Linked DNA regions of Homo sapiens: region 1 is linked to region 2. A link is a loop called in an ENCODE intact Hi-C map of the cell type or tissue named here. Cell type or tissue: MCF 10A. All regions are shown on one strand. Links, peaks and the distances in the headings refer to the core of each region. The heading gives the core; the rest is flanking DNA. Region 1 overlaps GUCY2C (guanylate cyclase 2C). Region 2 overlaps PTPRO (protein tyrosine phosphatase receptor type O).

Region 1 (11,726 bases), core at 1,313-9,312, 890 kb before region 2:
ATGGACTATTACACTTGGAAAATAGTGTGTTATCCAGAGAGAGAAACTCATGTTGTAAATAAACGAAGGAAGGGCTGGGAGTTAACATGATGAGCTTTGATAACAGGTTGTTGCTGACATAGATAAAATTAGTATACAGAGTAGATCTCTTAGAAAGTCTTCCCAGAAGAAAAAACTTCTGGCCAGGCACAGTGGCTCACACCTGTAATCCCAGCACTTTGGGAGGCCGAGGTGGGTGAATCACCTGAGGTCAGGAGTTCGAGACCAGTCTGGCCAACATGGTGAAACCCCCTCTCTACTAAAAATGCAAAAATTAGCTGGGTGTGGTGGCAGGCGCCTGTAATCCCAGCTACTTGGGAGGCTGAGGCAGGAGAATTGCTTGAACCCAGGAGGCAGAGGTTGCAGTGAGCTGAGCTCATGTCGTTGCACTCCAGCCTGGGCAACAAGAGTGAAACTCCATCTCAAAAATAAATAAATTAATTAATTAAATAAAATAAAAATAAAAAAGAAGAAACTTCTATTTTAATGTATTTACCCCAAGGGGTACTATTCAAATAAATGTCTAAGTGATATCTGGTTCCTACATGCAATCTTAAGTTTATTTGCCCTTTGCTACACATATTTCTTTTTGATTCTTCTAGTTATTGCTCATGCATGTTTTAGTTTTATCTTGCGCATAAAATTTTTACATAAATAACCAAAGTGAGTTGTGCTGAAGCCATGGTGTATTGTAGCTCTTCAAGAGACTTGTGTGATATAACCTTTGGAAATCCAATAAAAACATCTACCAACTAGTAGTCCAAGTGGCATATTGAACTAAGGCTAGGAAAAAAGCTGAAATGGTGAGCCAGCTGATTCAAACCACTTGAGTGACATTAATGGTTAAAACCACCGCCAATGAAACCCTGGGAAGGCAGCCAGATAACCAGGATATTGTTTTTGTCACAACTCAGCATTAAAGATCAGGCAAGGAGTTATGCATTATGTACCTAATATTTATGGAGCTGTGATAGAAATTATCATCCTTGAAGTGAATATGAAGGGTTCCCTACTGTTCCCAGGCACTCTGAGGGCTCATGGGTTCTGCCCTTCTATCACAAGGTTGCAAGACACCACTTGCCAAATGTGTTCCAACTCCTTTCCCCCAAGCTGTGATCCGCCTCCTAGTTTTCTTGCAGGTGATTTGACTTTCAGAGGTTTGAGATTTTGAGGTCAGAGTTACTAAAGGAGATCAGGGGCTCCAGCTCGGGCTTCTTGGGTAGAATCCCAGCTCTGCCATTCACTGGGTGACCTTCAGAACATTACTTAGTAGAGTACAAACTGGAACAAGGCTTAGCAAAGTACATGCATTTTTTTTTTTTTTTTTTGAGACGGAGTCTTGCTCTGTCACCCAGGCTGGAGTGCAGTGGCGCGATCTTGGCTCACTGCAACCTCCGCATCTTGGGTTCACTCCATTCTCCTGCCTCAGCCTCCCGAGTAGCTGGGACTAAAGGTGCGCGCCACCACACCTGGCTAATTTTTTTTATTATTATTTTTAGTAGAGGTGGGGTTTCACCATGTTAGCCAGGATGGTCTTGATCTCCTGACCTCATGATCCACCTGCCTCAGCCTCTCAAAGTGCTAGGATTACAGGCGTGAGCCTCCGTGCCTGGCAGTACGTGCATTTTAAAACCAATAATCTACTGAAGAATATATAAAAGGAAACAAATCCTATATAGATACAATGAAAAGCAATGCTAGAGGGATTTCAGCCTCCACATCAGCAAGGCTTGCCTTACCTTGGAAGCAACATAAAGTTAAGTCTGTCAGCCCTGTCCCTCTCTGCCTTGTACAGCTGTGTCCTTTCCTCTACCAGATGTTCCAGGTTTCGAGAATATAGCTGTAGACGTCGGATCAAGGTATCCATATAGCTTTCATTTTTTTGGTCATGAAAAAGTCTGTAGGTAGTAATAGATAAAGAGCTCTTATATATTATTAAGAAAACATGAACATCCAATAAAACAATGGACAAATATGATGAACAGATAATTAAACAAAGAAAAATAAAAGCCAACAAACATAACAAAAAAACTCAACCTCATCCGGGCACAGTGGCTCATGCCTGTAATCCCAGAACTTTGGGAGTCCGAGGCGGGAGGATCACTTGAGGTCAGGAGTTTGAGACCAGCCTGACCAACATGGTGAAACCCTTTCTCTACTAGAAATACAGAAATTAGCCGGGCATGGTGGCACTACTCCAGAGGCCGAGGCAGGAGAATTGCTTGACTGGGAGGTGGAGGTTGCAGTGAGTCGAGATCATGCCACTGCACTCCAGCCTGGGTGACAGAGTGAGACTCTGTCTTAAACAAACAAACAAACAAAAAGCCCAACTTAACCTCAGGACAAGAATAAGATTAAAAAAGGGAAAACAAATGTTAAAATGATGGTAATCAACGTAGGAGAAGGAGGAAATACATATAGTACAAAACCTTCCTGAAGAGCAATTTGGTAAAAATATGTCACAAGCTTTAAGAATGCATATACCAATCAGCTTATAACTCTACTTCTGAGAATTATCCTAAGGAAACAATCATGAATGTGTTTAGAGTTAACAACAGAAAAAGTCACAGTATTCTTTACAACAGCAAACATTTGAAAATAATCTAAATGTATAACAAAAGTGTGGTTAAAATATGATGGGACAATGGAACATTAACATTCTAATTTGTATCATAAAATACAAATTAGTATAGTTGAATACTCAGAAAGACACTCCCTCTGTATTATTAAGCGAAAAAGTCAGTTTATAAAATAGCAAAAATTATAATCTCAATTTTATTTTTTGAAGACTGGTGGTCACCTATTGGGAAACAGGTGACGTTTTACTTTCTTGCTTTCTTATTTGTATTTTCTAAAATACAAAAGAAACAATTTGCAATGAAGGAAAATCTTTTAAAAGCTGGTCAAGAAAGTGATAAATGAAAGGAGAAGGACTGAGAAAAGCCAAGCTGAGCCTTAAATTATCTCCTCATTACAGAGAGCCAGGGTCCTAACTCTGGATTATTTTGTCAGATCAAGGAGACTTAGTGAGATGACAGCTTTGTGTGACACTGGGAGGTATGACAAGCCTTGGTGCAGAGGTCAGGGAGGAGACACATTGAGTTCTCCTAGCATTGTGAGGATCAGAGATAATGTTCATAACATCTAAGGCACAATTGAAGGTGCTGAATAAATCACAGTCATTTTACTATTACAAGAATAACAATCACTTCTGGTCTCAGGAGAAGATGGCCTGCATCATCATCCCCTGGGATGGGGAGAGATGTTTGTTAAAAATCCAGTACATTTTTGTGCCCTACCCGAGACCTATGTGACTGAAAATTGCTAGGCTTGGAATGAAGAAACAGAATTGTTTAACAAGTTCCCCAGGGAATTTTTACTTGAAACTGCCAGTACAGAGTCTAGTTGGGTAGAATGGATGTGGGAGCAGGTGTAAGAGATGAAGTTGGATAATCTTACTCTAGGATGAATTGATTCAATTAAAACAGTTGCTCACCTTTGACTGCATATTTTAATCACCTGGGAGCTATTAAAAATCCTGACACCTGTATGTACCCCAGACCAATTACATCAGCCTCTCTAGGGTAAAACCCCAGTATCAGTATTTTTAAAGTTCCTCAGGTGATTCCAAGCTGCAGCCAAGTTTGAGAACCATCACACACATTAAAGGCTGAGTATCAAGGACCCAGTTTCTTCATGAGCATACATTTTATCAGTCACATATAAAGTCTCATCCGGACAGGACAGCGAGGAGAAAAAAAAAGGGCTAGAATTAATTATTATTTCCTGCTCCATTCCCACAACTGACAGCTTAGTTCTACTAATTAATGACCACACGTTCATTAACTTCACTCCACCTCATCTCCTCCAGCTCTAGACTTTTAGTCTCATTAAGTATCTGAGTCTTTTGACCTAATGAGAACTACAGAAAGACCTGGAAAAAATCATAAGAATCATCTTGTTCAATCCAATTTTTCTAACAAGAAAATTGATACCCAGTGAGGGTAAGTGTTTTGCCCAATGCCCCACAGCAAACTCTTATCAGATCTTAGTCTAGAAATTGGATTTCCTAACTCTTAATTCAGTGTTATTTTTCTCATTCTGCAGTGTATTAACTGAAAACATGGGGTATCTAGAAATTAATCTCAACCAGATAATTGTGTACTTTTCTCCCCCAACTTGAATTATGCTCTGATTCATGACATGTCTTAAGTACCTAGGGCCAAAGCTGGAGATTTTAAGACTTTAAGATCCTAAGAACATGCTGATGTTAATAATTGTCTAGGAGCTTTACAGATTCTCAGGACTCACGCTACACTTCTAAATCCTAATTACCCACAGAAGGACCCAGAAGCTCTATTTTTAACAGACAAATTTATAATCAGCTAAAGTTTGTTTTTTAATCAGAAAAGTTTTGACCTTGAGTATGTAACTTTTCAAGTGATTATTTCCCTGGGAAAACGGTCTAATAGTCTCCATATCATTTTAATGTTATGAGGCAGTTGTTGGTTGCCACCTGGGATTTTTCACTGGAATAGACATTCTCATTCTAAGGTGCCACTGAATGTCAACTATAATTTTTTTAAAACCCTGCAATTAGTGAATAAAAGTAAACATTTCAGCAATACCCAAATATCTTGGCAAGTGTAGTCTCAATTTTTTTGAAATCTGGTCTCTTTTCTGGATCTTCCTCCCAACAGTTTTTTACAAGTAGGTACACCTGGAAGAAAAAAAAACGGGCAAATTAGCTAAGGGGATAGTAAACTAAATCAAGAGAGAATTCTTATTCTCATTGATGGGAGTGATTAAGGCAAGGAATAGTTTAAAAATATCTTCAACTCAGTGCGGACAAGAGATCCCCAGCTCTCTGGTTTCTGTCTCAGGCATGACCACCTGCATTATCTTATCCAGTTATTCCCTTGGGTGAAATTAATGAAATATGTGATACCAATTTAGATGAGGCCGGGTTGATACGGGAGACTAAGTGAATTTACAAGAGCTTGCAAGTTTTACGTTGGAGAGAGAAAAAAATAGTGAAGGTGTGGCAGGCCTCCATAACAACCGTTTTAGTACTGACTGAGTGGTTAAGTTAAATATTAAAAGCCAGTGCCCTTATACAAAGGCTGGAATGTAACAAAAGCCCACCAAGAGTTTTGCCTAGGCCTTTCCTGGGCCTTAAAACATGACAAAATAACGAAGGAATTCTTCTTAACCGGACCCATTTAGGATTAAACAACTTTTATTGGGGGTCTGAAGAAACTCCCCAGGCCTCCACAAAGAAGTTTATTGGGGGTCTGAAGGAACTCCCTAAACCTCTGTAATTTAGCAGGAGACAAGATAAGGGTAATCACTCCAGCACCTGGACTCACTTCGATTAAGTAAACTTACTGAGGCTCCAGGAGAAGGTCTTCAGGACTCAGACCTTAGTTGTAGATTAAAAGAAGTTAATCACGTATGTCTTTAAATGAATGCATACTTACATGTAGACATATAGCTTCGAAGGTATATAAGCTCTGAAAAAAAATGTAATTTTCAGGCCTTCTCCCTGTAACTGGTTACAGAAATAAAAACTCTCTTCCTCCTCAGTTCATCTGCATCTTGTTATTGGGCCACGAGAAATATCAGCCCAACCCTCAGTTTGGTGGGGGAACAAAGGCTCAGTGAATATGAGGCAAATGGCTCCAAATGGAATAAAAGCCGTACTGTCCATGGTTCTAACTTATAGCAAACAATAGTATCACCTGGGGAGCATCTGCACAATTTCTTATGCCCAGGCACCACCCTAAGTCATTCTGATTTAATATATTTTGAAGTGGTCTTAGTAGGGTTCCCAGATTTAGCAAGAAAAATAAAGGACATCAAGTTAAACTTGGATTTCAGATAAACAATAAGTAATTCCTTAGTATAAGTATGTCGCAAATATTGTATGGGCAAAGGGCAGTGGTAGATTTTTAAGCTCTTTGGTGATTATAATGCACAGCTGCAGTAGAGAAGTGACATGGAAAAAAGGGAGGTATGGAGGAAGAGGTAGGGAGACAGGAGGAAGCCCAACTGCTCATCTGCTACCACCTGTTTGCAGCTTTTTTTTTTTTAAATCAAAATGTGTGGTGAAAACCATTTGTTTTAAATAAACTTTGTTTTTCACTCCGGCTAAAAACAAGATCATAAGTGATACTAGATGCAATCCCTGTCCCTGTACTTTGTCTGAACAATTCCCTGGGAAGGAACTAGAGCCGCGGTATAGCCTGTGGTGCCAATATTCACCACTAGATGATGCTCCTGCCTTGGTAAGTCATCTGCTGACTACCTTAGAGCAGAATAGGCAGAAACAGCAAACTGGGCCGATCCTGTGCCACAGAGTGAAATACTGTCAGCCCTCTGTCTCCATGGGTTCTGCATTCGTGGATTCAACCAAATGGGAATGGAAAATGTTTGGAAAAAACAGGATGGTTTTGTCTGTGTTGAACATGTACCGACCTTTTTTTTCTTGTCATTATTCCCTAAACAATACAGTACCACAAATATTTACATAGTATTTACATCATGTTAGGGATTATAAGCAATCTAGAGATAATTTAAAGTACATAGGATAATGTATGCAGGTTATATGCACATGATATGCCATTTTATATCAGATCCTTGAGCCGCTGTGGATTTTGGTATCCACAGGGGTTCCTGGGACCAATTCCCTATGGATGGAGAGACGACTCTACTGGGTGTTTCTGGGGCATTGCTGAGTGATCTAGTTTCGACTCTGTATTCTGTTGGAATCAGTTACTTGACATGAAATTTTATTCCTCATTTCTAATTCCAGAACTGTCCAACTACACAAATGAATTAAAGATGATGCTGTTTTAGTGAATAAGGTTTTAATATTTGGATATACTCAGATTAGAAAAAAAGGGCTTGAGAAAGGATATGCTGATTGTGTGGAGGAATCCTGGAATTCGGAAAAGCAGGACGAAAGAAAGGAATGAGGAGAAGGCAGGGCTAGGAGCAGCTGTACTTCGGAAAGCTGTATTTCAACATACTATTACTATTGAAAAAGAAAGGGAAGGGGAGAGGTAAAAATGACCCACTCATGCCCTGCAGAGTCTGGCCATAAAACTCATCTGGCAGTGTCTTTGTAAATGGAAGGAAAATGTTTCTATTTTTATCCCACAAGGAACAAAAGATGTTTTTGTTTAAAGATTATAAATGTCTTTTTTAAAATTTTTTTTATTTTTATTATACTTTAAGTTTTAGGGTACATGTGCACAATGTGCAGGTTAGTTACATATGTATACATGTGCCATGCTGGTGTGCTGCACCAATTAACTCGTCATTTAGCATTAGGTATATCTCCTAATGCTATCCCTCCCCCCTCCCCCTACCCCATAACAGTCCCCAGAGTGTGATGTTCCCCTTCCTGTGTCCATGTGTTCTCATTGTTCAATTCCACCTATGAATGAGAACATGCGGTGTTTGGTTTTTTGTCCTTGCAATAGTTTACTGAGAATGATGATTTCCAATTTCATCCATGTCCCTACAAAGGACACGAGCTCATCATTTTTTATGGCTGCATAGTATTCCATGGTGTATATGTGCCACATTTTCTTAATCCAGTCTATCATTGTTGGACATTTGGGTTGGTTCCAAGTCTTTGCTATTGTGAATAGTGCCGCAATAAACATACGTGTGCATGTGTCTTTATAGCAGCATGATTTATAGTCCTTTGGGTATATACCCAGTAATGGGATGGCTGGGTCAAATGGTATTTCTAGTTCTAGATCCCTGAGGAATTGCCACACTGACTTCCACAATGGTTGAACTAGTTTACAGTCCCACCAACAGTGTAAAAGTGTTCCTATTTCTTCACATCCTCTCCAGCACCTGTTGTTTCCTGACTTTTTAATGATTGCCATTCTAACTGGTGTGAGATGGTATCTCATTGTGGTTTTGATTTGCATTTCTCTGATGGCCAGTGATGGTGAGCATTTTTTCATGTGTTTTTTGGCTGCATAAATGTCTTCTTTTGAGAAGTGTCTGTTTATGTCCTTCACCCACTTTTTGACAGGGTTGTTTTTTTCTTGTAAATTTGTTTGAGGTCATTGTAGATTCTGGATATTAGCCCTTTCTCAGATGAGTAGGTTGCGAAAATTTTCTCCCATTTTGTAGGTTGCCTGTTCACTCTGATGGTAGTTTCTTTTGCTGTGCAGAAGCTCTTTAGTTTAATTAGATCCCATTTGTCAATTTTGGCTTTTGTTGCCGTTGCTTTTGGTGTTTTAGACATGAAGTCCTTGCCCATGCCTATGTCCTGAATGGTAATGCCTAGGTTTTCTTCTAGGGTTTTTATGGTTTTAGGTAAAGATCATAAATATCTTAAAATACTTTACTCACTATCTTCTTGGATTATTAAGGCTCAGGTAAAATGCTAAAAGGAAAAATAATTAGAAATTTTTCACAGGGCTTCAAGGCCTTTTTGAGGGACAATTACAAAAGCAAATGTAAAGAGCTTTTGCTCCATTTCCTTCAGAGGAAGGATAAAATGAGTGGAAGTACATTTCTCTATTCTTTTTAGATGTTGGCATATTTCCTTTTAAATCATTAGATGGTATTTATAAGTCTAGTAAGTATACCGCATGGACACCTTGTTCATTGAGCTTATAAAAATTGAGAATGACCCCTGCCTACTGAAGCCAGTGCCTGTACACACCACAGGGTGGGGACTGAAGACAGGTCTCAGGACAGGTCCACCTGGCTCACTTGCACCCTCCCAGTGCTTCAGCCTACCGTGTAGGGGCCCTAGAGATCTCCTAGCCCAGTCCACCACTGTTGGCACCTGAGTACATCTTCTGGGGGCCACATAACCTGCTGCTACCACCACAGCTGGTACCCACCAGCATATACCACTTGTGGACCTGCAGACTGGCCTGCCCAGCCTGTCACAGCCACTACCAACACCAGTGCAGACTGCTTGGGAACCAGAAGCTTGTCCTATCATGGCTACTTCCACTACTCATGCCATGCCTGCTGCCCAGGAACCCGGGAATCCACCCACCAGCCTAGGCCACTGCTGCTACTGCTGGCACCTGAGGAAGTTACTTGGAGGCCAAAGAATTGATCTGCCTAGACCCACTAACGCTGGTACCAGATAAGCTGTCCTGGGGCCCAAGGACAGCTTATGCTGGCACCAGTGCCTCCAAGGGGCCCTGAGGACCAGCCCACCTGGCATTCCAGTCTTCAACAAAACGTCACTACTGCCTCCACTAACAATGACATCCTAACCCATTAGGGAAATAACAGACCCACTCACAGATGAGTAAATTATGTAGAGACTACACTACTGCATGCACCCAGAATCAAAGCCAAAGTGCCTCACCCAACCAATACTATAGATACATCTTCAGGAAAAAAGTCCTCCCCTATGAAAGCAAATGTTAAAATTTGGAAGAAGTAATTGTTACACCAGATGCACAGATATCAACATAAAGACACAAGAAGCATGAAAAAGCAAGGAAATATGATACCTCCAAAGAAACACAGTAGTTCTGCAGCAACAATTTCCAATGAAAAGGAAATTAATAAAATTCTGGAAAAATAATTAAAAATAATATTAAAGGAGCTCAGTGAGATATGGGAGAATACAGAAAAATAATACAAAGAAATAAAAAAAATTCAGGATATGAATGAGAAATTTACCAAAGAAATAGATACCATAAAAAAGAATAAAACAAACTCTGGAACTGAAGAAGTCATTCAATAAAACACAAGATATATTGGAAAGCTTCAACAATATGCTAGATCAAGCAGAAGAATTTCAGAACTTGAAGACAGGTCTTTTGAAATAATCCAATAAGACAAAAATAAAGAAAAAAGAACAAAAATGAATGAGCAAAGCCTACATGATATAGACACCATAAAGTGGCTAAATACTTAAAATTTTTGGTGTCCCAAAAGGCGAAGAGAAAACAAAAGGAATACAAAACCCATTTAACAAAATAATAGCAAGAGATTTAGACATTCAGATACAGGAAACTCAGAGATCCCCAAATACATATAATTAAAAAAGATCTTCTCCGTGGCACATTATAGTCAAATTGTCAAAAGTTAAAGAGAAAATTCTAAAAATAGCAAGAAAAAAGCATCTGGTTACTTATAAGGAAACCCCCATCAGATTAACAGTGAATTTCTCAGCAGAAACATTACAGGCCAGGAGAAAAGGGATGAGGTAGTCAAAGTGCTGAAAGAAAAACCAAATTCCAGTTAAGGATACTATATCCAGCAAACTTATCTTTCATAAATGAAGAAGAAATAAAGGCTGTCCCAGGCAAGTGAATGCTAGGGAAATTCATCACCCCTAGACCTCCCCTACAAGAAATGCTTCAGGGCGTCCTACGCCTGGAAGTGAAAGGATGTCATCTACCACCATGAAAACACATGAAAGTATGAAACCCACTAGTAAAGCAATCACACAAAGAGGGAAGAGAAGGGTCTCAAAGGTTACCACTGCAGAAAACCACAAACCATAATGAAAAACAAGGGAAAGAAAGGAACAAAGGATGTATAAACAACCAGAAATCAATTAATCAAATGAAAGGAATAAGCCCTTACATAATAATAACTTTGAATGTAAATGGATCAAAATTTTTCACTTAAAAGATATAGACTGGTTCAATGGATTTTTAAAAATGACCCAACTGTAGGCTGCCTACAAGAAACTCATCTTATCTGTAAAGAAATATGTAGACTGAAAGTAAAGGGATGGAAAGATATTCCATGCAAATGAAAACCAAAAGCAAGCAAGAGTAGCTATACTTATATTAGGTAAAACAGACTTTAAGTAAAAAACTGTAAAAAGAGACAAAGGTCATAGGTCATTATATAATGATAAAGGACTCAATTCAGCAAGAGGATATAACAATTCTAAACATATACACACCCAACATTGAAGCATACAGACATTTAAAGCAAATACTATTAGATCTAAAGGAAGAAGTAGATTCCAATCTAATAATAGTTGGGGACTTCAACACTCCACTCTCAGCATTAAACAGATCATAAAGACAGAAAATTAACCAAGAAACATTGGATTTAAACTGCACGTTAGAACAAGTGAACCTAACATTTACAGAACATTTCATTCAATAGCTAAAGAATAAACATTCCTGTGATCAGCACATGGAACATTCTCCAGGATAGACCATATGTTACGACACAAAACCAGTCTCAACATATTTATAAAGAACCAGAATTATATCAAATATCTTCTCAGGCCACAATGGAATAAAAGTAGAACTCAATACCAGGAGGAACTTTGGAAACTACACAAATACATAAAAACTAAACAACATGCTTCTGAATAACCATTGAGTCGATAAAGAAATTAGGAGAAATTATAAAAAATTAAAACAAATGAAAATTTAAACACAGCATACCACAACTTATGGGATACAGCGAAAGTACTGCTAAGAGAGTAGTTTATAGGAATAAATGCCTGCATCAAAAAATCAGAAAAAATTCAAATCTAACAAGGCACCTCAAGGAATTAGAAAAGCAAGAATAAACCAAACCCAAAGTTCGTAGAGGGAAAGAAATAATAAAGGTCAGAGTAGAACTAGACAAAATAGAGGTTGAAAAAATAATACAAAGGATCATTGAAATAAAAAGTTGTTTTTATGAAAAGGTAAACAAAGTCAATAAACCAT
Region 2 (11,726 bases), core at 2,604-10,603:
AGGGAGGTAGGTATTGTATCAGAGAGTGAAAACTCGGGTCATTAAGTAGAAGTTTGAGGCCATTGCTAAGACATTCCTTCTTAACTTTCTTTTTCTACCCCCTGCCCTCTTCTTTCTAGTTCCCACAGGAATAAAGGATTTAATGCTCTATCCTTTGGGTCCTACGGCCGTGGTTCTGAGCTGGACCAGACCTTATTTAGGCGTGTTCAGAAAATACGTGGTTGAAATGTTTTATTTCAACCCTGCTACAATGACATCAGAGTGGACCACCTACTATGAAATAGCAGCAACTGTTTCCTTAACTGCATCCGTGGTAATCTTCCCTTAACCAACTGTCAGTCTTTCCTATGGGAACAGGCAAACCTTTATGTACCAAATGTGTCTTTAAGAAATTATCTATAAATTTGATTATTTTGTAAATACACATAGTGTGTTAGTTCATTTTCACACTGCTGATAAAGAAATAGCCAAGACTGAGCAATTTACAAAAGAAAGAAGTTTAATTGGACTTACAGTTCCACGTGGCTGGGGAAGCCTCACAATCATGACAGAAGGCAAGGAGGAGCAAGTCATGTCTTATACAGATGGCAGCAAGCAAAGAGAGCTTGTGTAGGAAAACTCCCTCTTATAATAGCCATCAGATCTCATGAGACTTATTCACTATCACAAGAACGGCATGGGAGAGACCTGCCCCCAGGATTCAGTTACTTCCCACAGGGTCCCTCGCACAACACTTGGGAATTCAAGATGAGATTTGGGTGAGAACACAACCAAACCATATTATTCTGCCCCTTGCCCCTCCCAAATCTCATGTCCTCACATTTCAAAACCAATCATGCCTTCCCAACAGTCCCGAAAAGTCTTAACTAATTAACTCGAAAGTGCACAGTCAAAAGTTTCATCTGAGACAAGGCAAGTCCCTTCTGCCTATGAGTCTGTAAAATCAAAAGCAAGTTAGTTACTTCCTAGATACACTCGGGGTACAGGCATTGACACAGCTGTTCCAAATGGGAAACATTGACCAAAACAAAGAGGCTACAGGCCCCATGCAACTCCAAAATCCACTGGGACAGTCAAATCTCAAAGCTCCAAAATGATATCCTTTGACTCCGTGTCTCACATCCAGGTCATGCTGATGCAAGAGGTGGGTTCCCATGGTCTTAGGCAGTTCCACTCCTATGGCTTTGCAGCATATATCCCCCCTCCTGGCTGCATTCACAGGCTGGCATTGAGTGTCTGCAGCTTTTCCAGGTGCACAGTGCAAGCTGTCAGTGGATCTACCATTCTGGGGTCTGGAGGATGGTGACCCTCTTCTCACAGCTCCACTAGGCAGTACCCCAGTAGGGACTCTGTGTGCAGTCTCCAGCCCCACATTTCCTTTTACATTGCCTAGCAGAGGGCATGAGGTCCCTGCCCTGCTGCAGCAAACTTTTGCCTGGGCATCCAAGTGTTTCCATACATTTTCTGAAATCTAGGTGGAGGTTCCCAAACCTCAGTTCTTGACTCCTGTGCACCCACAGTCTCAACACCACGTGGAAGCTGCCAAGCCTTGGGGCTTGCACCCTCTGAAGCCACCAAGCCTTGGGGCTTGCACCCTCTGAAGCCACCACCTGATCTCTACGTTGGCCCCTTTCACCCACAGCTGCAGCAGCTGGGATGCAGGGCACCAAGTCTCTAGGCTGTACACAGCACAGGGACCCTGGGCCTGGGCCACAAAACCACATTTTCCTCCCAGGCCTCCAGGCCTGTGATGGGAGGGGCTTCCATGAAGATCTCTGACTTGACCTGGAGACATTTTCCCCATTGTCTTGGGGATTAACATTCAACTCCTCATTACTTATTCAAATTTCTGCAGCCAACTTGAATTTCTCCTCAGAAAATGGGATTTTCTTTTCTATCACATTGTCAAGCTGCAAATTTTCCAAACTTTTATGCTCTGTTTCCCTTTTAAAACTGAATGCCTTTAACAGCACCAAGTCACCTCTTGAATGCTTTGCTGCTTAGAAATTTCTTCTGCCAGATACCCTAAATCATCTCTCTTAAGTTCAAAGTTCCAAAATCCCTAAGGGAGGCACAAAATGCTGCCAGTGTCTTTGCTAAAACGTAACAAGAATCACCTTTGCTCCAGTTCCCGACAAGTTCTTCATCCCCATCTGAGACCACCTCAGCCTAGATTTCATTGTCCATATCATTATCAGCATTTTGGTCAAAGCCATTCAACAAGTCTCTAGGGAATTCCAAACTTTCCCACATTTTACTGTCTTCTGAGCCCTCCAAACTGTTCCAGCCTCTGCCTGTTACCCAGTTCCAAATTGCTTCCACAGTTCTGGGTATCTTCTCAGCAGCACTCCACTCTCGGTACCAATTTACTGTATTCATTCGTTTCCATGCTGCTGACAAAGACATACCCAAGACTGGGCAATTTACAAAAGAAGGAGGTTTAATTGGGCTTACAGTTCCACGTGGCTGGGGAAGCCCCACAATCATGGCGGGAGGCAAAGAGGAGCAAGCCATGTCTTACATGGATGGCACCAAGCAAGAGAGCTTGTGCAGGAAAACTCCCCCTTACAATAGCCATCAGATTTCATGAGATTTACTCACTATCATCAGAACAGCACGGGAAAGACCTGCCCCCATGATTCAGTTATCTCCCACTGGGCCCCTCCCACAACACGTGGGAATTCAAGATGAGATTTGGGTGGGGACACAGCCAAACCATATCACATAGGTATGGCTATTTTCAAGTTTTTTTCATTGTTTTTGCTTTTAGGTTTTGGGATTCTCTTTTGTTTTGAGAGGGAGAGAAAGAGATAATTGTGTGAAGCTAGCTGTCAACTCTAATTGAATGTATTTGTTAATCAACATTTTTTCCTAAGCACAGAATAGAGCAATCAAGTGCTTACTGCTTCTCCTGGATCCTGGGGAGGAACACAAAGAGATTTCCCTTTGGCATTCCATAGTTAGTTGACACTGCCTAATTTTAATGATGACTTTTCATGGCATCTACAGATCAATTAAATACCTCTAATGTCAGGCTTTTAGAGGATGTTTTTTAAGAAAACAGGTAAAAATTGCTCTTTCTGAAATTGAGATAATTTTGAAAAGTGTGGGTTACCCATGGGCTATTCACAAAGTACACAATTACCCTCTACCCAGTTGAAGACTCTGAAGGACTCCTGTTCGTGGTTTACACTGAAAAAACACTGAGTTGTGAGAGGTTACTTGTCTTAGAAATAGGGAGAAATGTATGTACAGTCACTTATAAATAAGGACTGTTTCGCATGTGTAATATTAGGAAATTGCAAAATCAAACAAATATTGGAAATCTTTGGCTCTATATCTTTAAATCACTTTTAAAAATTTATATTTTTGTATTTTACTTTATGTCTCATTTCATTCTAGAAAGAATATTTTATTATAGTAAATTTAGGAAACACAAAAAGACAATATAAAGGAAAATTAAAATTACTTATTAATTTTTTATGAAAGTAAGTCTACTCCAAAAATAGTACTTTCTCCCACAGTCTTTTGTCTCCTTGCTTGCTTTTCTCATTCAGAGAATAGCTAATCTGCTGCCAGCATGGTACTACAACTTCCGGGTTACCATGGTGACGTGGGGAGATCCAGAATTGAGCTGCTGTGACAGCTCTACCATCAGCTTCATAACAGGTGAGGCATGTGTGGGGAACAGTTCCACAAGGAGAGAGCATTATTGTGAGGAGTTACCAAGGTTCCAAATCTCTAGAAAGTGCCAGTCATTCACCCAGCACTGGGTGAGCATCAATTTCATGGGAGATAATATTGATTCTGATCATTCATTATTTTGTTTAGTTGATAATCTTTAGAAATCAAAATACCATTTTTATTTTGTGTTACCACCGTTGACTTATTTTTATTCTGAGGCACTGACCTTGATTAATGTACTCTCCGGCTGGGATTGATTAGAATAGAAATATGGCAGGCACAGCCATCAGCTTCACACTGCACAGTCGATTGATTTTACCCATATGATGATTATATTTGTTAGAGTGCCTCCATTTTCTTATTAATTAAGCCATTTTTAAAGTCATAGGCTGACTGTAGTAGGGTCCCTTGTGGAAATTAAAAAATAGGGTTTAGAGACAGGTAGATCTGGATTTGAATAGACCCTCCGCATACCACATATAACCTTGAGCACGTTAACTTTTCTAAATATGTTTTTTTTAATGTGGAAAATGGGGATGATAATAGTATCAGTTATCTGTTATTATTTATTACAACTTCATTATTATATAAGCTACTTTGCAAAATACACGACACAAAGTTTAAGCACTTAAAAAACAATTAGTCTTAGATCCTCGGAAACCTTAAATTATGTAGTTGCATCATCAGTAGTCAGAGATAGCAATGAAAAGGGGAAATTCATCAAAGAAACACTAACCCTTGTGGTTTGAACTAAGACGTTTCAAGAACCTTTTATCGAACGACAAGGTTGTAATTAGAGTTGTCCTGAGAAAACAGAGGAGAAAAATACCGCTTAGAGGAATAATTTTGGCAAATAGTTTCCTCAGTAGACATCTAGTTTACTCTGTTGAAATGTATGAGAAAAAAAAAAAGTGGAAAGAAATCAATCATCTGTGAATTCTTACACAATTAACTTACATAAGCATGTCTCTTTTCTTTACTAGCCAATATCCAGAGCACTTTTTGTTCCAGATGTTAATAGTAATATTAGAGCAGAAAACTGAAAGAATACCCAAAAAGGAGAAAATAGCAGTTACTTGGCAAGCGCTGTTAGTCTTTTGCCTATAATGATAATCACATATTTAATTATAAGTAAACTTCACTGTATCAATAATTCTTATAATTTAACTATATTGATGTAAACTTTCTGAGAATGCTCTTTCCTTCTCACCAGGACAGTTGTCTGGAAAAAGCTCAGATGTAACATCTCAACCTGGGACTGCTCAATTCCAGCTGTCAAACTTTGAATTATCTTAACGATTCTGGGCTTCTATTTTCTCACCGGTAGAACCCCCTAAAATGTCAGCTAAATAGGCACTAAAGCCTACTTAGAGACAACTGATTAGTAGAGCAAAACTTAATATATTGAACACCACCCTGACAGTCTTTGCACTGTCTTTTAAGGGGGAACAAAAGAAATGAAATATTAATAGGATTTGGCTTCCTGGCTCAAGTGGTTTAAGGTATGCCTTTCAAGATGGAAAACTGACTAGGATTGGGCATAGTTTATAACAGTTTAAATGGACATAGCAAGTGTGGATCAATAAACTATGGTTAATAGACAAGCTACTTACCTGGTAAGCAGTCTGTTGTCACCAATGTATTGATGTTGATGATTTTCTATCTTTTCCTGGGTCAAATAAATAAGTGATGCTGAACCAGCAGTCTACAGGTATTGTCTCAGCATATTGACAGAGATGGTCTCAATTTTCACATCTATAAAATGGGTATAATAATAATAAATACATAATAATAAATACCTCACAGTATGTGTGAGAATTAAATCATGTAATGTAAGTCACTATTATAATAGATTATTGTCTTTTTTATACTTATTTTCTAAACATATTGAAAATTCTAGTAGGTTTTATTTTAACCTTCTTTTTTTTTTTTTTACTTTTACTTTAAGTTCTGGGATACATGTACAGAACATGCAGTTTGTTACATAGGTATACATGTGCCATGGTGGTTTGCTGCACCTATCAACCTGTCATCTAGGTTTTAAGCCCCGCATACATTAGGTATTTGTCCTAATGCTCTCCCTCCCCTTGCCCCCACCCCCCGACAGTTCTCATGTGATGCTAATACTTATAACAAACATTCATAACTAGGTATGCTTTCAAAAATAATCATTCACTGAAGAATTTGTAATATATAAAGTAAAAACGCGTGTGTGTGTGATTTTTTTTACCTTCTTATTTAAAGCAAATAAGAATCTCATGCTTAACTTTCCTATGCTTTGAATTTTCCAAATTGTGTGGTGTAAAAGAAAATAGGAACAAAATATTTGAATTAGGTGTGATTTATTAGGAACTCAAGTCTACCATCTTTGTTAGGCAATTCAGTTGGCTAGCCCTCAATCATAGTAATTATGCGGAGGGGCCAAAGTATTAATAAACAAATAGTGACATCTTGTGGCCTTCCAGCAATATGCTAGGTTTTAAAGCAACAACATGGAAATAAAAATCTGACATGTGAGAGGAAAGATATATACTTCTGGGTTTGCAATTTTAAAGATGTTTCTTTTCCTCACTAAAATTAGGACATGAGAAAATACCCTTTGAAGAAATATATGCATAGGTTCTTGTATATGACGAAATATGTTGGAATATATTAGGAGGCTATAAGGAAGCCAAGGTTATTTTCCTTTAGTAGAATATTCTGAAATATGATGTAGATTTGTGTTACTTGTTAGATGCATTGATGATCTTTCAAGATTTTATTGCTAAGCATACTATATAAGTGCTACTCGTATTTCACATGAAACAAATGCATTTTTACTTCATATATTACAAATTCTTCAGTGAATAATTTTGAAAGCATAGCTAGTTATGAATGTTTGTTGTAAGTATTAGCATCACATTAGGGGAAATGATTCTTTATAGAAAATTTCCATAGATTTTAGTTGACATTGTGCTGTATCTCAGAATGGAACACCGACTGTCTTCAAACCAACATACACCTGGAATTTAAATTCAATTGTGTATTTGTTTTTTAAAATAATCAGAGTTAGCAGTTACTTTAAAAAGGTAATTAAAATGTTTTCAGAGCCTATATAGTATAAAGCTTGTGATGAATTCTCTTCCCTCGTTGGCAAATTTTTTATTTTATTTATTTACGTTTTTTGGCTGGGCGTGGAAGCTCACGCCTGAAATCCCAGCACTTTGGGAAGCCACGATGGGTGGATTGCTTGAGCCCAGGAGTTCAAGACAAGTCTAGGCAATATAGAAAGACCCTGTCTCTACAAAAAATATAAAAATTAGCTGGATATGAAGGCCTGTACCTGTAGTCCTAGCTACTTGGTAGACTGAGGCAGGAGGGATGATTGAGCCTGGGAGGTCGAGGCTGCAGTAAGCTGAGATTGCGCCACTGCACTCCAGCTTGCGTGACAGATTGAGATCCTGCCTCAAAAGTAAAAATAAAATAAAATAAAAGTAATTTTTTTTTTTGAGGCAGGGTCTCACTCTGTCACCCAGGCTGGAATGCAGTGGCAGGCTCATGCCTCACTGCAGCCTGGATCTCCTGGGCTCAAATAGTCCTCCCACCTCAGCCTCCCTAGTAGGTGGGACAACAGGGTGTGCCACCATGCCCAGCTGAATCTTCTAATTTTTTTGTAGAGATGGGGTTTTGCTATGTTGCACAGGCTGGTCTTGAACTGGACTCAAGCGATCCACCCACCTCAGCTTCCCGAAATGCAGGGATTACAGGCATTCCCTGCTTAAATTTTTAAAAATTTAAATGCATAAGATGATAAAGTAGCAAGCTCAGTGTTAGAATTTAGCTTCGTGGCTAAAAAAAAAAAAAAAAAAAACTTGTTCTTCCCTTCTTTCTCTCTCTCACTACTCACTCAGCAACATTTATTAAGAGCCTGTTTTCTGCAAAGCACTGGGCTAGACACTGTCAAAAATAATGTCTTGTTATTTTATGCAAATAACATTTGTCTTCTATCCTGCTTGTAGTACTATGATCTTCTATCTTCCTACCCTTGTATCCTACTGTTCTTTATTCCCATAAACACCTTTGCTGCAAGTAAATGAAAGAGACTTAGTTTGCAGGACTCTAAGTTTTTTAATCCTACTTGGCTAATAACTCCACTGATACCTATTAATATTAATTGGTTGATGTAACAAAAATATACCCAAACAAGTGAACTTTTTAGGAATTTTGTAATGGTGACATTTATCCAAAAGACTTTGATATCCTCAGGTACAGATGGGTCTGGGGGTCTTGTATCTTAGATATACAAGATGTGGGATCCCATTAAACAAGTGCCCATCCTGTATCACCATCCTTCACTGTTATTGAGAGGTCCTGAAGTTACCGGGACTATCGTGTGCTGTGAATTCTAATTCGCTAAGTTGACTCTATATGGGATTTCATGCTCTGCTGGTAAGTACTTTATTTATCCATCTATTATACTAAATTGTGCCTCGTTTCTCCCTTGTAGCCCCAGTGGCTCCGGAAATCACTTCTGTGGAATATTTCAACAGTCTGTTATATATCAGTTGGACATATGGGGATGATACAACGGACTTGTCCCATTCTAGAATGCTTCACTGGATGGTGGTTGCAGAAGGAAAAAAGAAAATTAAAAAGAGTGTATGTTTCTTTGAATGCCAGCATTGTGTGTCTGTAAATTTAGTTTTATGAACTATTGAAAACCACTAAGCAATCATTTATTGACACGTCAAATGTTTGCATACCAGTTGTCTGTTTTAGGCTCTGGAGATAAGACAGTGAACAAAAATTGAATTCTTCCTTTCATAGAGCTTACCGTTTAATCTTTAACAGTGAGATGTAAGAGCTCCAACTATTGATTTCATTTATATTTAGAATTATGATTTGAGCTTTTTCTTCAGGATGCCAAACATTTTCAAGAAAACTACAATTAACGTGTTTCCCATTTTTTCCCATATATCACCGACACCTAAAGATTTGGGGACCTTGGGACTACTGATTTCTTTTCTCCAAAATACGCTTTTGGATGTTTATTGATAAGGGGACAGACTAAACTACTGTAATAAAGAAACAAACAAAAAGAGAGTGGCTCAAACAAAATAGAAGTTTATACCTCTCCCATGATAGCACAGGACTAACCAGGCACTTCTGCTTTAAGGGGTCACCCAGGGAGGCAAATTCTGTTTTGTTGTTCCATCTGCCACTATGCATAGTCCTTGTCTCTAGAGAGGAAGCTTTATCACCATTACATGCATGTTCCAGCCTGCAGGAAGGGGAAAAGAAAAGGGATGATGTGGAAGCCCAGCACTTACAGGATGTGAACTGAACTGTCATTTGTCCATGTGACTTCTACTTACAATCCACTGATCAGAGCTGGGTCACATCATCCCCTCTAGCTGTAGGAGAGGATGGGAAATAACAATGGCTGTTAGGTAGGAAGCCACACGTCTACAGATATGGGTAGGTTTCTTTTGAACGTCTTAGAATGTACATATCAGTAGCAACTCAGTAATTGTCTTTTCTAAAACCTGTTATCAATATGTGAGAAAATGTCAGAATGAGACCCATTCCAAATAAGGGAATTCATTGCAAAATTTTTCTGATGTATATAATGCATTATTAAGGCTACCTCACATTGGGCCCAGCTGAGGAATTTATAAAATTTTCAGAAGATATAACGTATCTATAATATAATCAATTGCAGACTGCTGCATAGAACAGAGAGGGAATGTGTCTGCTATAGTCCTTTAGTTGTTTGGGGTGGTGCACTGATTCATTCACTAAAAGTTTAAACCCTTGATTTTGATGATCTTGCAGGTAACACGCAATGTCATGACTGCAATTCTCAGCTTGCCTCCAGGCGACATCTATAACCTCTCAGTAACTGCTTGTACTGAAAGAGGAAGTAATACCTCCATGCTCCGCCTTGTCAAGCTAGGTAAGAAGAGTGCACAGAGATGGGTGTGAAATAATCACTAATGTTTGCATCATTCGATTCAGCAAGAGCTCCTCAATTCAATGAAATAATAACAGAAAAATGGCTAATTTTTTATGAGTAGAAAATAGACATTTGTACTAGCAAAAGGGTATGTTCAACTTGGTACAAGTTTCTGTGAGTGGGTTGTATACTGTTCTGGGAAACAGTGGTGTTCGCTGTTCTTTGTAAGGTTAAAGAAACCAGGTAGTCATAGGATTTTGGAGATGGAAGCACATTAGAGATTATCTAATGCAGTGTTCACAACCCTATAAGACAACATTCTATTTTCATATTAATATTATGTAATGCTCTCTTTAATATCTTAAATAGTAATGGATTTAAAAATCTACATATTGATTTTTTAAATTTTATATAGTTTCCCAACTCCAGAATAAAATCAAGACAAAAAGAAACTAATTTATAATAAAATAATATGGATTTCCTAAATATATGGTCAGACACAACTACTCTAAAAGACATAATGAAATTACCTGATGCCTAGATATAATTAAAATGAATAAGTTGGGGTTTATAAGAAATAAAAAGATCATTAGTCCTTCATATAAGAAGTATAAAAATAAGCAAAGAAATGAACAAGTTAATATAAATTGATAACAAATAACTAAACAAGCATAGATACAGGTAGATACTAGAATAAAAACTAGAGTTAAAATAAGTACTAAAAGATGAGATATATTTTCATATAATGAGAGAAAGATGGAAATAATTTTAATTAAAGTAGGGACAACACACCAAAAGTTTATAAATGGCAGCATAGAAGCAAGCTGGCTTCACTCCCCTCTACCCAACAGAAAACCAAAAGCAAATATACACTCTGAGATTTTCACCAGCAACAACCCAGAACTCAAATACGAGGATGCGACCGATTCCAGAGCCATAGAGAAGTGAAAATACTCTGGGCAGATGGTAGGAGAATCAGGCTTCCACATTCGTGACGCCTCCCCCGCGATTCTGCCTGGCAACAAGTGTGCAGAAAATCTTCTGCCAACTCATGTTTCTACACTGGAAAAAGTGAGGTTGAGGTAGTCAACTAGTTTCCCCACTATCTTGGGCTCCCTGGCAGGAAATCTGTCCTTGCCTTAACCCACAGGAAGCATCGTGACTGCCTGAAGGGAGAAATAGCTTGAGGATAGGCAGAAACAAAGAGATGAGATGGAACTACCATTCCCAGTCCCAGCAACTCTGCTCTGTAACTTGGCCAAAGGAGACACCAAATCAGAGTGGCTGTTCAGCAGCACCATACTGTAGGAGGTACATTTCACAGGTCCCTTGGGCATGAGCCCCCCAGCTAACTTTGACACACTGCCAGGATAATTCCTTTAAGACCTTTCTTTTTCAGGACAGGCAGAGCCAAGGCAAATCTGGACTTAAGGTGCCACCTAGAGCTGAAATGTAGGCAGTGATCTAGTGGTAAATATTTGCTAGGCAAACATAGCCAATAAAAGACAAAACAAGGCAAGGCAGACAAAGGAAAGTGGACTAAATAGTTAATTATTTAATGCAAAGACATAGTTCTATGCCCATAAGAAACAACATCAAACAGGGAACTGTGACCCGCCCACGCTACCCAGGAAAAGGACAAAGCAAAAATCCAATGACTGACCCTAACAAGATGGTGATCTGTGAGCTCTCTGAACAAGAATTCAAAATACAGTTTAAGGAAAATCAGTGATGTCCAGGAAAACACAGAAAAGCAATTCAGAAATTTATCAGAGAAATTTTTAAATCAAACAAATTCTTGGTACTGGAAAATACGTTTGCTGAACTGAAAAACACATCACAGCAGAATGGACAAAGGAGTGGAATGATTCAGGGAGCTAAAAGCCTATCTGAAAATACACCATTGGAGGAGAAAAAAGAAAAATAAGACTGAAAGTAAGTGAAGTCTGACTATAAGATATTAAAAAAAAAAGGCTGGGCACGGTGGCTCACACCTGTAATCCCAGCACTTTGGGAGGCCAAGGCGGGCAGATCACGAGGTCAGGAGATCAAGACCATCCTGGCTAACATGGTGAAACCCTGTCTCTAATAAAAATACAAAAAAAAA

Evidence for each region. Hi-C counts contacts between places; a loop is a spot of excess contacts. Peaks named below come from ENCODE experiments on the same cell type or tissue, not always from the same donor. Only the 100,000 strongest peaks of a DNase experiment are listed, where the experiment ranks them.
Region 1: a loop joins it to region 2, with 8 times the contacts of the local background. A loop is called at or near these places in 4 of 110 quality-filtered maps.

Annotation. Positions count from the first base shown.
Region 1 is chr12:14,623,979-14,635,704 of GRCh38, forward strand. GUCY2C (guanylate cyclase 2C) reads right to left here. Exons shown (of 27, transcript NM_004963.4): 20 at 4,668-4,759; 21 at 1,779-1,937. Among named protein-coding and RNA genes, the nearest start is that of GUCY2C-AS1, 36 kb to the right of the region's middle. In MCF 10A, for the core only: a CTCF peak has its summit at 6,308 (motif pointing right); a DNase peak (open chromatin) is centred at 6,303.
Region 2 is chr12:15,516,644-15,528,369 of GRCh38, forward strand. PTPRO (protein tyrosine phosphatase receptor type O) reads left to right here. Exons shown (of 27, transcript NM_030667.3): 9 at 120-313; 10 at 3,558-3,669; 11 at 8,171-8,322; 12 at 9,499-9,619. Among named protein-coding and RNA genes, the nearest start is that of PTPRO, 200 kb to the left of the region's middle. RefSeq lists enhancers at 8,915-10,114, 9,643-9,712. In MCF 10A, for the core only: a CTCF peak has its summit at 6,137 (motif pointing left); DNase peaks (open chromatin) are centred at 6,108 and 9,568.